Regions from separate parts of the Homo sapiens genome. Here region 1 is linked to region 2. The links are chromatin contacts, found by Hi-C or POLR2A ChIA-PET in ENCODE. All regions are on one chromosome and are shown on one strand. Each heading gives the region's core, a stretch centred on a gene start or an enhancer-like site at or near the end of the contact. The rest is flanking DNA. Distances are from core to core; before and after follow the strand shown.

Region 1 (6,196 bases), core at 1,583-4,082, 100 kb after region 2:
GGAGGAGGTTTTCAACTGCTGGATTGCATCTGAAGCATGTTCACCACAGTGATTCCTTTTAATAGCTGCATAAAATGTCACCAGTGGACACGGCATGACATACTTAACCGCTCCTCTACTCTGGGACACCGGGACCTTTTCCGTATTATAGCTAACATTAGGATGAGCATCCTTAGACATACTGCCCTCATATTTTGAATGACTGCCTTAGATGAGATTCTTAGAAGGATGAAAGGGGGTATGAACATGTTCATGGTGCCTAACATATAGCACTAAATTGCATTTTCCACTTAGGCTGACACCTGCACTGTTCAAAAGAGTCCGTCTCACCACAGCGCTGCCAGCATTTCAGTCTCCTCACTCTAAAGATAAGGAAACGGAGGCTGGATTGTCGAAGCGACCTGTGACCTGCCCAGAGCTACACACCTAGTCAATGCCAGAACTAAGACCAGAACCCAGGGAGTTCTTGTTCATGGGCCAGGGCGTTTTGCCACTGCTGAGTTCTTCAATCTCCAATCAGACAGGAGGGAAAAATCAAGCTTGAAACACATTCTCTCTCTGTTCCAATCTCCCTGCCAGCTGTGACTTCACCCCCTGAACTAGGAGCTCACGTTTCCATGCTTTTCGTGGTTTCTCTGCCTTGACAACTGGGCCTCTCTTCTCTCTGCTCGAGCTCCACATCCTCCCTGGGCCTGCTCTGATCAGTCAGATGTCATTCCATACTCGCACTGTAGGTCAGATGTAGATATGCGGGTGGGGAAGCAGTGGGACAAAGGTGAGTGACAGCCAAGGGGAGGGACACAGGCCAGCCAGCCCTGTCACAGGAGGGAGGACACTGTAGGAGGATGGGTGGGACCAGTTGACAGTGGGCAAGGGGGTGAGTTGGCCTGCCAGTCTTAGGAGTCTGAATATGGTGGGGAGGGCTTCAGTGCACACCTAATCAGCCATGTGCTACTACTGGGACACAGGGTGTTTACATAGGAGAGCTGGGCTCTGGCTTCCACAGGGTCCTTAACAGTGTCTCTGGTGGGCTTCAGAGAATCCTTAAATCCCCAGCTAAACCATATGCAAAACTGTACAAGTATGTAAGTATGATCCTTTTTCTGGGAGACAGCCCATTAGTATTCATCAAATTTTCAAGAAAGTTTATGACCTCTAAAATGTTAAAAAAAAAATCCAGGTGAAAGGCAGGTTGTTGACTAGAACTATAATTTGTTCGTTGTATGAATTATATATTGTTTTACCTATGGTAGGGAAAGATAAAATAATCATAGGTGGCATTTCTCAGATAGATGATTGATGGACAGATGATAGATAGAACAGATGATTGATACATGAATAGAACAAACAAATCTACATTTAACAAATAGGTATCATAAAGAATCATTATTCATGCCACCTACATTTCTTATTTTTCCATTGCATGAGAAGGAGATCATGGAGCTGGGAGGAGGCAGGAAGCCTGGTGCTGAGGTGTTCAGAGTCACTGCCCTCCACAGATGATCAGAGGCAAAGATAAAGTCTTGGTGCAGTGATGAAGTCAGTTAGTGGGAAAACGGGATTTGGTTTCGCAACTTTTCCAGAGCTGTCTCTTGCATAAGATGGGACACACACTTGAAAATAATCACGATGAGCCCTTATTGAGCACTTAGTGGGTGTCAGGCACTGTGCTAAGCGCTTTGCAAGTATTATCTTGTTTACTTCTCATCTGGTGGTTTGGACAGCACTATAACTTCCATTTCACAAGGGAGGAAATGCAGGCCCAGGGATGTTAAGTCACTGTCCCCAAAGCACACAGCTGTTGAGTGGAACAATGGGTACCCGAAGCCAGGCAGGGTGGGTTCCCAGCTGGGGCTTCTGGTGCCTGGGCAAGATATGCCCTTTGAGAGCAGTGATGTTGGGATGTCAGAATCAACCCCATCTTTGTCTTCCACAAAAGGGCTGGACTCTGAATATCAAAACTCTCCTCTTCCCTTTGCCTTTAAAGGCATAGGGAGGCACATACAGTTGAAATTATCCAGGCTAATTGTTCATTAGATGTTACTGAGCATCTAATATGAGCCAGGCAACATATAAAAGGCTTTATAGTCATTTTCTTAATTTCACCATTACCACAAGCTTTTAGGGTGAGGATTAGCATGCCCATTTTACAGATGGGGTACTGAGGTACAAGGAAGTTTAGAGGATCTGCCTGAGGTCAGCTAATAGAGGGAGAGGAGCTAGATTGCACCCACTCTCTTTCTGTTTCTCTGCCTCTCCCTGGGTAATTCAGGGCACAAAGGTACAAGGTACAACCTTCCTTGTTGGGGTCTGCATGATGATTAGGGCATGAGAAAGACCCAGGGAGCTTCCTGCCATGGTCCAAAGGGAAAAAGGGAAGCAAGGAAGAAGGGAAGAAAAGAAAACATGGATGAAACATGGGCTATATATGTCAGGCAGTACCAAGATGTTGATGAATGATCCAAAAATATTGCTACAATTTCAAAAGTCTTACAAAAGAGGGGCACTGGCCACTGGCCATAGGACTGTGAATTGGTCCACCCTGAGCCACACACTCCAGGATACACTCAGAGGTATGACTATATCTTTTTGGAATTTGGCTGTGTTCTTTGAGGTCAAAGCTCCTGGCCTCATGAAATGTTCTTGACAGGTTCGAGTAAATATGGGAATACACACACTCTGTGAAAATGGTGGTTCCCTCAGTCCTTCCCCTCTCAGGGTTTTGAACTTGGTTCTGGAAGCCCCAGGGCCTAGGAGGCTGTAGGAACAGCCAGCTCTGAGGAAAGGGTCAGGAAGTGACTAGTGGACAGGGTGATGGCTGTGGCTCAGGGTCATGGCTGGGAAACTCGGAAAGGGAGGTCTCTGAAAGCTATGTCAAGTCCAAAGGCCACAGCTGGATGCAGAGTCTGAGAGGCCTCTGGCAGCAGAACACACTGCCCATGTACCCAGTAAGCAAGCAGGGGTTAGGGCTGGGCACAATTCTGGGCTTGCGACCCTGTCACCTGGGGTCCTGACAGACAGGCGTGACCAGGGGTCAGGAATCGATCTGAATGGCCAGGAGGTCAATCAAGGATCTGAATGGCCAGGAGGTCAATCAAGGCAGGAGGAAGCAGTCTGAGGATAGACCCCAGCTCTCACAGATGATCCAGAGCCTTAGGGATACCTGAGCGGGGGAGGAGTGCTCTGCAGGCAGGGGCACAGCCCTGGGACTGTTCTCTGGCACAGGACAAGGCCCGAGCTGTAACCAGGGAGAGCAGGGGAACCCCAGAGGATTGTAGCCATTGACTGTATACCAAAAGCAAGACCAAGCCTATAGCTGCCGTTCTTTCATGGCAGTCTCCAAAATCTGCCCTGTTCAATTCTTTAAGGGTTCCCTCTCCCGACTTAACAGTCCCTTTGGGTCTGGCATTTCCTTTCATTTTAGAAAATAAAACTTTGTGCTTCTTAAGTCTTGAAAGCAATATAGACACCTTATGGAAAACTTGATGTGTCTAGGACTCTATTATAAAGGCAGTTTTTTTACCCTGTGTTCTTCACTAGCCATTTTATAGTGAGCATCATCCCATAATGCACTCGCCCTCACCCTCCATCCCAACCTTTCCCACTGCCTCATTTGAAGTCTCACCTGCAAGTGCCCCTGGCTGGCATCTGTGTCCTCTGATTAAATGAGTCACACTCTGAGCTATATTGCCACTGCTAAATGCTCAAGTCCTAGTCTCTTTATGGGAATTGTTTAAAAGATCTGAAGAAGTCAAGTCTGCATAATAGGAACCCAGAGAAACTCTCACCAGCAATGCCAATCCTCACCCAGTGCTGCCTCCTAGAGCCACCAAATGTGGGAAGAGCTGGTGCATAACTGAATTCTCATTAGCAGTCCCTTACCCTATATTCTCATTTGCCATCTGGTCCCATGTAGGCTTGGAAACTAGAAAACTAAATGTTAAAATTGTGCATGAAATAGGAGCAAATAGGCCCCATGTGACATGGGCCCCAAGGAAGTGTGCTGGGGTATGTATTCTCTGACCTCTTTTGTCACAGGAACATTTGTCCTATGTTCCAAACAAAAATTGTTTTATTTTTCTCTCGGGTGCTTGGCTCTGTCCCAGATACAAGAGGTAGCCAAATAAATGAGGATTCCCTGTAACTGTAATATTCTTTTTTTTTTTTTTTTTTTTTTTTTTTGAGACAGAGTCTCACTCTATCGCCCAGGCTGGAGTGCAGTGGTGCAATCTTGGCTCACTGCAAGCTCCGCCCCCCGGGTTCACGCCATTCTCCTGCCTCAGCCTCCCGAGTAGCTGGGACTACAGGTGCCCGCCACTACACCCGGCTAATTTTTTGTATTTTTTTTTTTTTAGTAGAGACGGGGTTTCACCGCATTAGCCAGGATGGTCGCAATCTCCTGACCTCATGATCTGCCCGCCTCAGCCTCCCAAAGTGCTGGGATTACAGGCGTGAGCCACCGCGCCCGGCCAACTCTAATATTCTTTACATGTTATATAGGGTTTTATTTCTTTGAAATGTAAACGATTTCCTTCTCAGTGCTATGACATTTGTGTGGTGTGGTCATCTCATTGCAGGAAGGGGATGTGCCTGCATTCTATATTTCACTCCTCTGGGCAGGCTGAGAACTACCACTAGTTTAGTGCAAACCAATCTAGGGTTAGACTAGAAAAACCAGATTTTTAGATCTTACTTTATCTCAAACTGTACTGTGTGACTCTAACCGGGTTGGAAATAGAAGAATACTCAGCCTGTCAAAGTTGCTGGGCCCCTCACAGACCCTATAGACCCATACTCTCACTTGACCCTTATGGAAGGAGGGTGTGCCTAAGGTTACAAAAGAAGCTATTGGCTAATCTCCTCCACAAGAGACCTTATGAAATGACTAACAACATCCTGTGTAGGAACGTGTGCATTTATAACCCACCTTGTTCCCAAAAGGATTTGAGCCAGCTTACAAATGCGCCTACAGGGCAAGGTAAACATACATAAAAAATAAGGAAGAAAAATGGGGCAAAGGAAAAGTAAGAGGGAAGATGGAGCCAGGATTTGGGTCATGTTCAAGATGAATGCCAAGAAGACCTGCCCACGTGACACGGCATGGCGATAGACTTAGTACTAAGATGCTGGCAGCCAAGAGGAGGGTGAAATACAACAGTCCCATGGAGCTCCGCTTTTTTGTTCTTTAGGTGTCTTCACTAACCCACAATGCGCCCCTTTTCTTTTGAGGCATCAGTTTTCCAGTCTGTCTAATGGGCAAATCCTGCCTTGTAGGATCTTTGTGAGGATTCAGTTAGAGCTTGTCTGTGAAGGAAAGCACTCGAAAAGTAAAGTGGGATACACACAAAACTGATCATTTCATTTTCTTGGCTGTGTCCTTGCCATGTATAAAATACTACTCACTTTCCATTGGCCGATGGAGCCACCAGATTGAAGCTACTATCGTTGATCAAAGTTAATTCTGTATACATTCTTAAGAACATCAAACACTGCCCAAACAATAGGAAGCCTCATGGCACTTCCTGCACTCAAATTCTGTCCATTTCCATCATTATACCTTTTTCTCTTTCCTTGCTTCAACTGGGAAAAATAAAGGTACTCAGAAAGGAACAGCAGGGAATGTCAAATTTAAGTAAAGTTTAAGTCCCCCTTAGAACACTTTTTTTTTTTCCCCGAGAGCGAGTGATGTTGGATAAGAGAGAGGAGAGACCAGGATTGGGGATGGAGAGTGGACCCCATTAGGGGTCTCTCTGGCTGCAGTTTGAAAGGCAGTGCCCCTGCCTGTCACTCAGAGGCTTTCCCCAACCTTTAGTGTTGGTGGTGGAATAAGGCATCTTCTGAATACAGGCCAGAATTTTAGCTGAGAGTGAACCAGTGGTCCAGGGTAGGCAAGCTGCCATTTCAAAGGGTGGGAGAGGGTAGAGCCACCAACTCTGGTCAAGCAGGGTTCTCTGGGTGACCTTAGACAGCTTCCTCTATGTGGCTTTTGCCTATAACCTGGGGGTACTCTCTGAGGAGAGCTTTTCAATAAATAAAAGCATTAACAGCAAGAAGAATCATATAAATAACATAGCAATATAAATAGCATAGAAATAACATAGAATAATATAGACAATAGGTTTGGCTTGGGGTTGAACATGAGAAGGTTGCCATGGGGAAAGGGGTCCAGAAATCTCCTTGGGAACTCACTGGTCCT
Region 2 (6,575 bases), core at 1,764-4,263:
AAGAGGCTTGATGTGAAGTATGAACCTTTGGTAGGAAGGAGCTAGAAAAAAAATAGAGATGAAAATAAAGGAGAAAGATGGGAAGAGGAGATGAGGAGCTCAGAAATGGAAGAAAGAGGTTAAAGAAGAATGCAGGCGGGTTGAAACCTTCTTAGATGTGGCCACTATTCCAGAGGACATCCCCTGGGCCTCTGCCTTCAGTGGAAGGTTCTAGAACCCGGGTAAGTCCAAGCAACCCTGTCTGAAAAAATGGCACTTCCCTCTCTGGGCCTCAGTTTGTTCAACTGTAAAATGAGAGCATCTGTCCTCTCAGAGAGAGACTGTGCTCCCCTCTCTCCCTACCAAGGGGCCAGCAAGCTAGTGAGCTTTTGCAATAATAGCTACCATTTATTGAATGCCACTTGTCACGTCAGTCATCACACCTCTAATCCTTTCTCAAGCAACACAACTCTGAAAGATATAGATTTTTATCAGCACCTCCAATTTACAGATAATAAAACAGGTATGGAGAGGGCAGGTAGCTTGCCCATTGCCACCCAGCCAGCCAATGTCTGAGCCAGGATTTGAACCCAGCTGCGTTTGATGCCAAAGCTCATATTTGTTCCCCTTCACCATGCTGCCCCCTGGGAAGTCCAATTCAAGGGCAGGGGGATTTGGACCCTTCCCCTGGGAGGCTGACTCTTAGTCTAGGGGTTTAATCAGAGCCAGCCTGGAAAGATGAGCAGAGGGGGCTGAGACCCAAGCTTGCCAGGTGACTAAGGAGTATGGAGTGCAAATGAGTGGTATGGGCAGAAAGGTACCGATCCCTGTGGGCTGGGGGTCAGGGAAGGCTTCTAGGAACAGGGGCCTTGTCTGAGCTGTGAAGAGTAGAAAGCATTTTGTTGGGCAGAGGGGGCAGGAAGAACATGCTCTACATCATTTGAATCCGGAATGGATCTGGAGAGCTTTAAATCCCTTCTGAAAATAGGCTTAACCTGGATTCCCCAAGTGGGATCAAACAAATTGTCCTCAGCTGGTGCTGACACTGTGCCTGGAGTTGACTGAGGAGGTTGAGGGTGAGGTCCCCGCTCTCAGATAGCCTGGGCTGACATCTTCGCTTCACCACCCCATGACCTGTGGGACTTGGTAATTACCCTCCTTGAGCTGGGTTTCCTCATCTGTACAATGAGGATGAGTTGCCATGAGGATCAAATGAGGTAATGCACACAAATTGCCTCCTGATATGTAGTCAGTGCTCAACCAATGCTAGCAATTGTGAAGTCCAGGAAGGATGCAGACATCTTATGGGTGTTTTTGCAGGGATGGGGCCATAACAGAAACCAATTTGCCTTCTGCACAGTTTTGCAGAGATCTACGCTATTGAAGACACTCCCTGAGAAGGGTCCTTACAGGCTCCCAGGGCTCTCCCCTGGCATCTGTTCGGAGCATCACCATCTTCTAAGGTTTTTTCATACCTCCTTGTCTCAGGTACTTCTAACCCAAAGAGCTTGGCAAGGCTGGTACAAATTTTACGTCCATTTTACAGATGAGAAAATTAGGCACAGAACGAAGCCCATGCCCCAGGCCACATGGCAAATCAGTGTCAGAGCTAGAATTAGAACTAGGATGTTTTAACCCATTTATGCCTAGTGTTCCATTATTGGAACACTAAGCTTGTGGGAGTTATTTATAGCCTACTGCTCAAGGTCATCGCCAAAGTCTGATTTTTCACAAAAAGATTCTCAACCTCTTGCATAAATAGGTTAATGCCCAAGCCTGTGTCCCCTCTGTTAGACCACAGTGCCCCCAACTAGGTGCAAGCCTGCCTGGCTAGTAAAGGACTCGTGTTCTAGTCTTAGTTTTACTAGGAACATGAAGTGCTGGTGTAGGCAAATTATATACTTCTGCTGCCTCAGTTTCCTTATCTAGGAAATGGGGAAGTAATTGCATGGATCTCGCCGAGTGGTATGTGAGTGGAATGAGTCAGCCTGAGGTTCCAGGCACACTTGGGTTATTTGGAAGTCCCATTCCCCCAGTGAGATCACCTGCTTCAAGGCAGGGTCTATTTCTTGTATTTCTGCATTACTCCCAGGATGCCAGCAAGTAGGAACATGGTAGACACTGTATGAATGAGATTGGTTCAAATAAACAAAGGGGATAGCTTTGAAATCACAAAAGGCAGTGGGATGGCCCCAGCCCTCTGCCGTGGGATACCTGACATTTGAACAGAGCCCTATCATTCATAAGGTGCTTATATTAATTCATTTCATTCTTCTGCTGGTATTATGATCCCTGTTATGGTAATCAGAGAGGCTAAGTGACCTGCTCCAAGTCACGCAGCTAGAAAACAGCAGGGTGGGAACTGGATTTCTGCTTGAGTCCCATTGCTTTCCTGCCCTTCAAGAATAGAACTGTTGGTGCAATTCTATTGCTATGATCCACAAGTCTGGTGCCTCCCTGAATCCTGCTCAGCTCAGCAAATCTGGGCTCAGGATGGTGGTTCCATCTGCCAAATCCCCAGGGCAAGCTGGCCCCAGCCAGCCGACTCCCACTATCCCGGAAGCTGTCCCCACCCAGTCTCCAGCCTCCACCTCCTCCCATGCCCAGGCCTGGAGCTTCACAGCCACCTGGTGGAATTAGTGGCTGAGGTGGGGGTGGGAGGTGTGCTGCATGGGGTGAGAAGGGATGTGGATTTCCTCTCCAGATGTGGGAATGAGGTTGGGCAGCGGCTACCTGCGTTCTTTGAGCAGGTCTTTACTCGTGGTCTGTAGGCACTGAAATCCACAAAGGGGTGGTGGGTTAGGGCAGGATAAAGGGTGGGAGACCTGGCCCAAGCAGCTGGCCAGCCCTAGATCTCTGCTGGGCACACCCACCCAGCCCTTGGCAGTTTCCCCAAGCAAGGTGGTCACACCCCTTGGCCCTGGAATGCCCCTGGGCCTTGGCTGCCCCAGAGGCTGGAACCAGACATGTGGGCTGGGAGGCTGGGCAGGGCTACTTCAACTTTTAGCCTGTGCCCTGCCCGCCACGAGCACCCCAGGCAGAGCGCCCACACTGGGTAAAGCCGGCCCCACCTGCTCTGCCACCCTGCCAGGACACGCCTAGAGCCCGCAGTCCCCAGCTGAGCCTGGCCCACTCAGCCCCTCAGGGTTTCTGTGCGATTTGCTCTGAGCTTTCTTCCTCTGCTAAGGGCAATGGCCATCCAGGTGTTCCCTTACAGCTGGAATGCAGGCCCTTCCCACCTCACACAATTGTGCACCCCCTCCTCTTTCCCTGCAATGTCCAGCCCCCTTGACAAGACAAGCAAGGGCCCAGAAGAGGCCAGACCCAGGAAGCAGGCACCCCTGGGTTCTCATCCCAGTCACAGACAGATTTTCTCTGCCCCTACATCTAAGGTCTGAGTTTTTTTTCTGCAACCAGTCACTCAAGTCTCTGCTTCATGGTTCTCTGCTGAAACCCCCTGGGTTAACAATGCCACATGCCTGTTGAGCTTTACTTTCAGGAAAGCTTGTTCACAGGCATTTTTCTTCATGTTTTCCTAGGATCCCTGTGTACATAAGGAATTATTTTGCCTATTTTGCCAACGAGAAACCTAAGCTCCTGCTGGTGAATTGATTTGCCCAAGGTCACAGAACTGTGTAAGTGACAGAGGTCCCAAACCTCCTGCTGGTCACCTAGGCTCTGCCCCCTGTATGAGGCTGTATCCCCTGTTGACCTCCAGCCCCAACATCATCGCCACCTCTTCAACCCTTTCTCCATCTCCTCTACACCAGCATTGGTTTGATTTTATCAGAACAAGGTCTAAGATCCCCATAGAGGTTTAGAGTAGGGCAAAAGCCAGGGTGCGCTTCTCTAGGCTGGACTTGAAGGGTACCGAAGAGCGTAGCCCAAGGGATGGGCAGATGGGTGAGGAAGAATGAGGGGAAGCCTCACACCTGGGCTTTGGGGATAGAAATGGGTGTGGGATTCAGGCTGAGGGTACATGAGTGTCAGAGCTGCTCAGTCACACCTAGAGGACCCCCTTCGTCTATGTAGAGGCTGCCTGAGGCCTCTGGGGCAATCTGAAGTGGATGTGCCAGGACCACTGCCCTCATCCCCTCATCCAAGGGGTGGCTTGGAGCCTTTTACCTTTCAAAGCACTTTGACCTCTTTGGTGGCAGGCCAGGCGGAATTATGCCTATTTGACAGATGAGGAAACTAAAGTGAAGGTGAGGCTAAGGTCACAAAGTGATGGGATGAGAGTGGGGGCGCTCGCATCTTCCCTGAGGCCATTGCTTTTGCTAATGCACCATGCAGGGGACTTGCAAGAAAGACAGAAAAAGTGGGTTCCCTACGGGGCTGCCTGGCCTCAGTCACAAAGTGAGGGCTCGTTTCAGTTTGCTAGGGTGCAACTGCAGGGTCAAGAGCTGGCGGGACACACCAATGGAGAGGAGTGCCACCGCAGATGGCTGGCACCCTGGCCGGGTTGGCCATGGAAGTCTGCGGCAGGCAAATCAAATGGTGCCCCTTCAAGCTGTTGTTCTTTAATTATTTTTTCATCCTTTATTTTCTAGGGGGCAGTGGGGGGAGACTTGTTTTCTTTTAAGAAAAGTTGCACACCTCTTTCATGTTCAAAATAAAGGATTTACTACTTGTGTTTATTACAGGCGATTTCCTGAGCCAGAAAACTTCTTGGGAGGCTTATTAAACCTTATTAAACCACTGAAAATTTAGATAATAAAATAAATCACTCGTCTCCCATAAACAGCACTAGGCCACGCGTTACTGAGTTTCATACTCCCAATGGCCTCAGGCTGCCTTCACAGGAGATGTCCCCTTCTGGTGTTGGATGGCTCCCTGGAGGGTGGGGCTGTGGTGGAAGGGTGGGACAAGCATCAACCCATGAGAGCACTATTCTTTGTAGCCATTTCTGCCCAAAGGGGCCATCTCCTCTAGTAGAGTGGAAATGGTTTAGATTTTGCTAGTTATTGAAGAGGTTGTGTGTGGATAACTGGGCTAAGTGGTACCATATTTTGACCCTTCCTGGGGATATTTTGGCATCTGTTCTAGAAGGCATTAAGGTGCTCCACAGCTGGCTAGCCTCTGAGTGTGCTGTCTGCATGCCTCTTCTACCCACGTGCCAAGGGCTCCCAGTGCTGTGGGTAGGGCTCTGGAAGCTGAGTCCATTGCTGCTGGCCCTGGGGACTTTACACCAGGCAGAAAGGAAAGCAGAGGCCAGGTGAGGGGGCCATAGTTGGAGCAGAGAAAGGCCGGGAGCATGAGGAGCAAAGGCTGGGAAGTACCCAGGTGTGCAGTCAGCAGACAGCAGGCCAAAACCCTCTGGGGGAGGAATTATAGTTAAAATCCTAGCTCTGCTCTGCAACTGCTTCATGTGACCTTGAAGCGGCCGGGTCCCTGTTTGAGCTTCAGTTTCTTCTTTTATATAAGACTAGCTGGTTGTGAATGTCCCTTGCTGCCCACACATGAATCCATTTCAATATTTTGGTTCCAGGATAGATCCTTGGATTCTGAGGTCATGCACAGCTCGACTTCAGATGTCTTGGGGCTGCTGCATCTCACTTTGGGTTTCCTGTGACCTTGACTTTGCCCTCTTTCTCCTCCCACCCCCTTCACTTTAGTTCTCTCTGGGACCCTGCCAAGTTACACAGGAAAATACATGTGAACACACGTTGGACTTTCAGATGACGAGTGTTCTACAAGGTCAAGGTGGGGTTATTATTTGACCACAGTGAGTAGAGTGATGACGACTCAACAGGTTGGTAAAAGTGCTTGATGCGTCCCTTCCGCCTGCCCCAGAGGAAAAGTGAGGAGGCAGCTTCCATGTCTGTCTTCCCATCGCCCCTACAGTGGCCAAGAATGGGCATGGAGTTGGGAGCGGCCGCTTCTGCAGAATGTGCACAGATTCATTACAGACACCCCACAGGCCTTGCATGCGCGGGTTGGGGAATGGACAGGAACACAACTCATTCTCCCATAATGGTGACTTCAGGTATGCTGCACAGAGACACAGTAAACAGGTGATGGAAGGACCAATTCTGAGATTCCTTCACCTTTGACTGAATCAAACTGGTCACTGAGATGTACTCTGGGTGCCCATTAGGTACCAGTCGCTGTCCTAAATATTTTACATTTATATTTATATTTATATTTGCATTTATATTTCTCTCATTTCATCCTCTCAAAAACCCCATGAGGTGGCTACTGTCATCATTATCACCCCATTTTTCAAGTAGGGAAACTGAGGTAGAGCCGAGGCTTGAACCTAAGCAGTCAGGTTCCGGGTTTCCTAAGCAGTCTGCAACTGTCTCTCTCAGCTACTGCAGTATTTACCCATTTAGCTAAGTGCTGGAGAAACATGGATGAAAGAGATGGAGCTCCTGGTCTTAAGAAGCCACAGAAGAGTGGGAGAGACAGTAAAGACAAGACCTAAAATGAGTGCTAAGTGCTGGTTCATGGAGGCAGATGGGGTGCCTGGGGTCAGAGGACGGGGACTCTGCTGGGCCCAGGAAGGGGACTCCTCCAAGGAGGTGAGGCCCCCAAGCAGCCAGGGATGTGGGGCAGGGGAAGGACAACATTTTGGCAAAGGGATTAGCTTGTGC

What was found. Hi-C counts contacts between places; a loop is a spot of excess contacts on that map. ChIA-PET counts read pairs that join two places held with the same protein, here RNA polymerase II (POLR2A). Pooled maps may share reads with other maps.
Region 1: a map of DLD1 shows a loop between it and region 2 (4-fold over the local background). The contact joins two enhancer-like sites. A Hi-C loop is called at or near these places in 9 of 168 maps with a recorded cell type or tissue (DLD1, MCF 10A, Right ventricle myocardium inferior and 5 more) and 8 of 50 pooled maps. POLR2A ChIA-PET finds 5 or more read pairs at or near these places in 5 of 52 experiments (RWPE1, SK-N-SH, WTC11 and 1 more).

What each region holds. Positions count from the first base shown.
Region 1 is chr18:48,151,164-48,157,359 of GRCh38, forward strand. All of the region lies in intron 3 of ZBTB7C (zinc finger and BTB domain containing 7C), which reads right to left. Among named protein-coding and RNA genes, the nearest start is that of ZBTB7C-AS1, 8.5 kb to the right of the region's middle. Within about 2 kb of position 2,833, at least 7 of the 41 ENCODE cell types and tissues checked have a DNase peak (open chromatin) inside an H3K27ac peak, as active enhancers do.
Region 2 is chr18:48,047,395-48,053,969 of GRCh38, forward strand. The region is part of intron 3 of ZBTB7C (zinc finger and BTB domain containing 7C); the gene reads right to left. Among named protein-coding and RNA genes, the nearest start is that of ZBTB7C-AS1, 110 kb to the right of the region's middle. Within about 2 kb of position 3,014, at least 2 of the 41 ENCODE cell types and tissues checked have a DNase peak (open chromatin) inside an H3K27ac peak, as active enhancers do.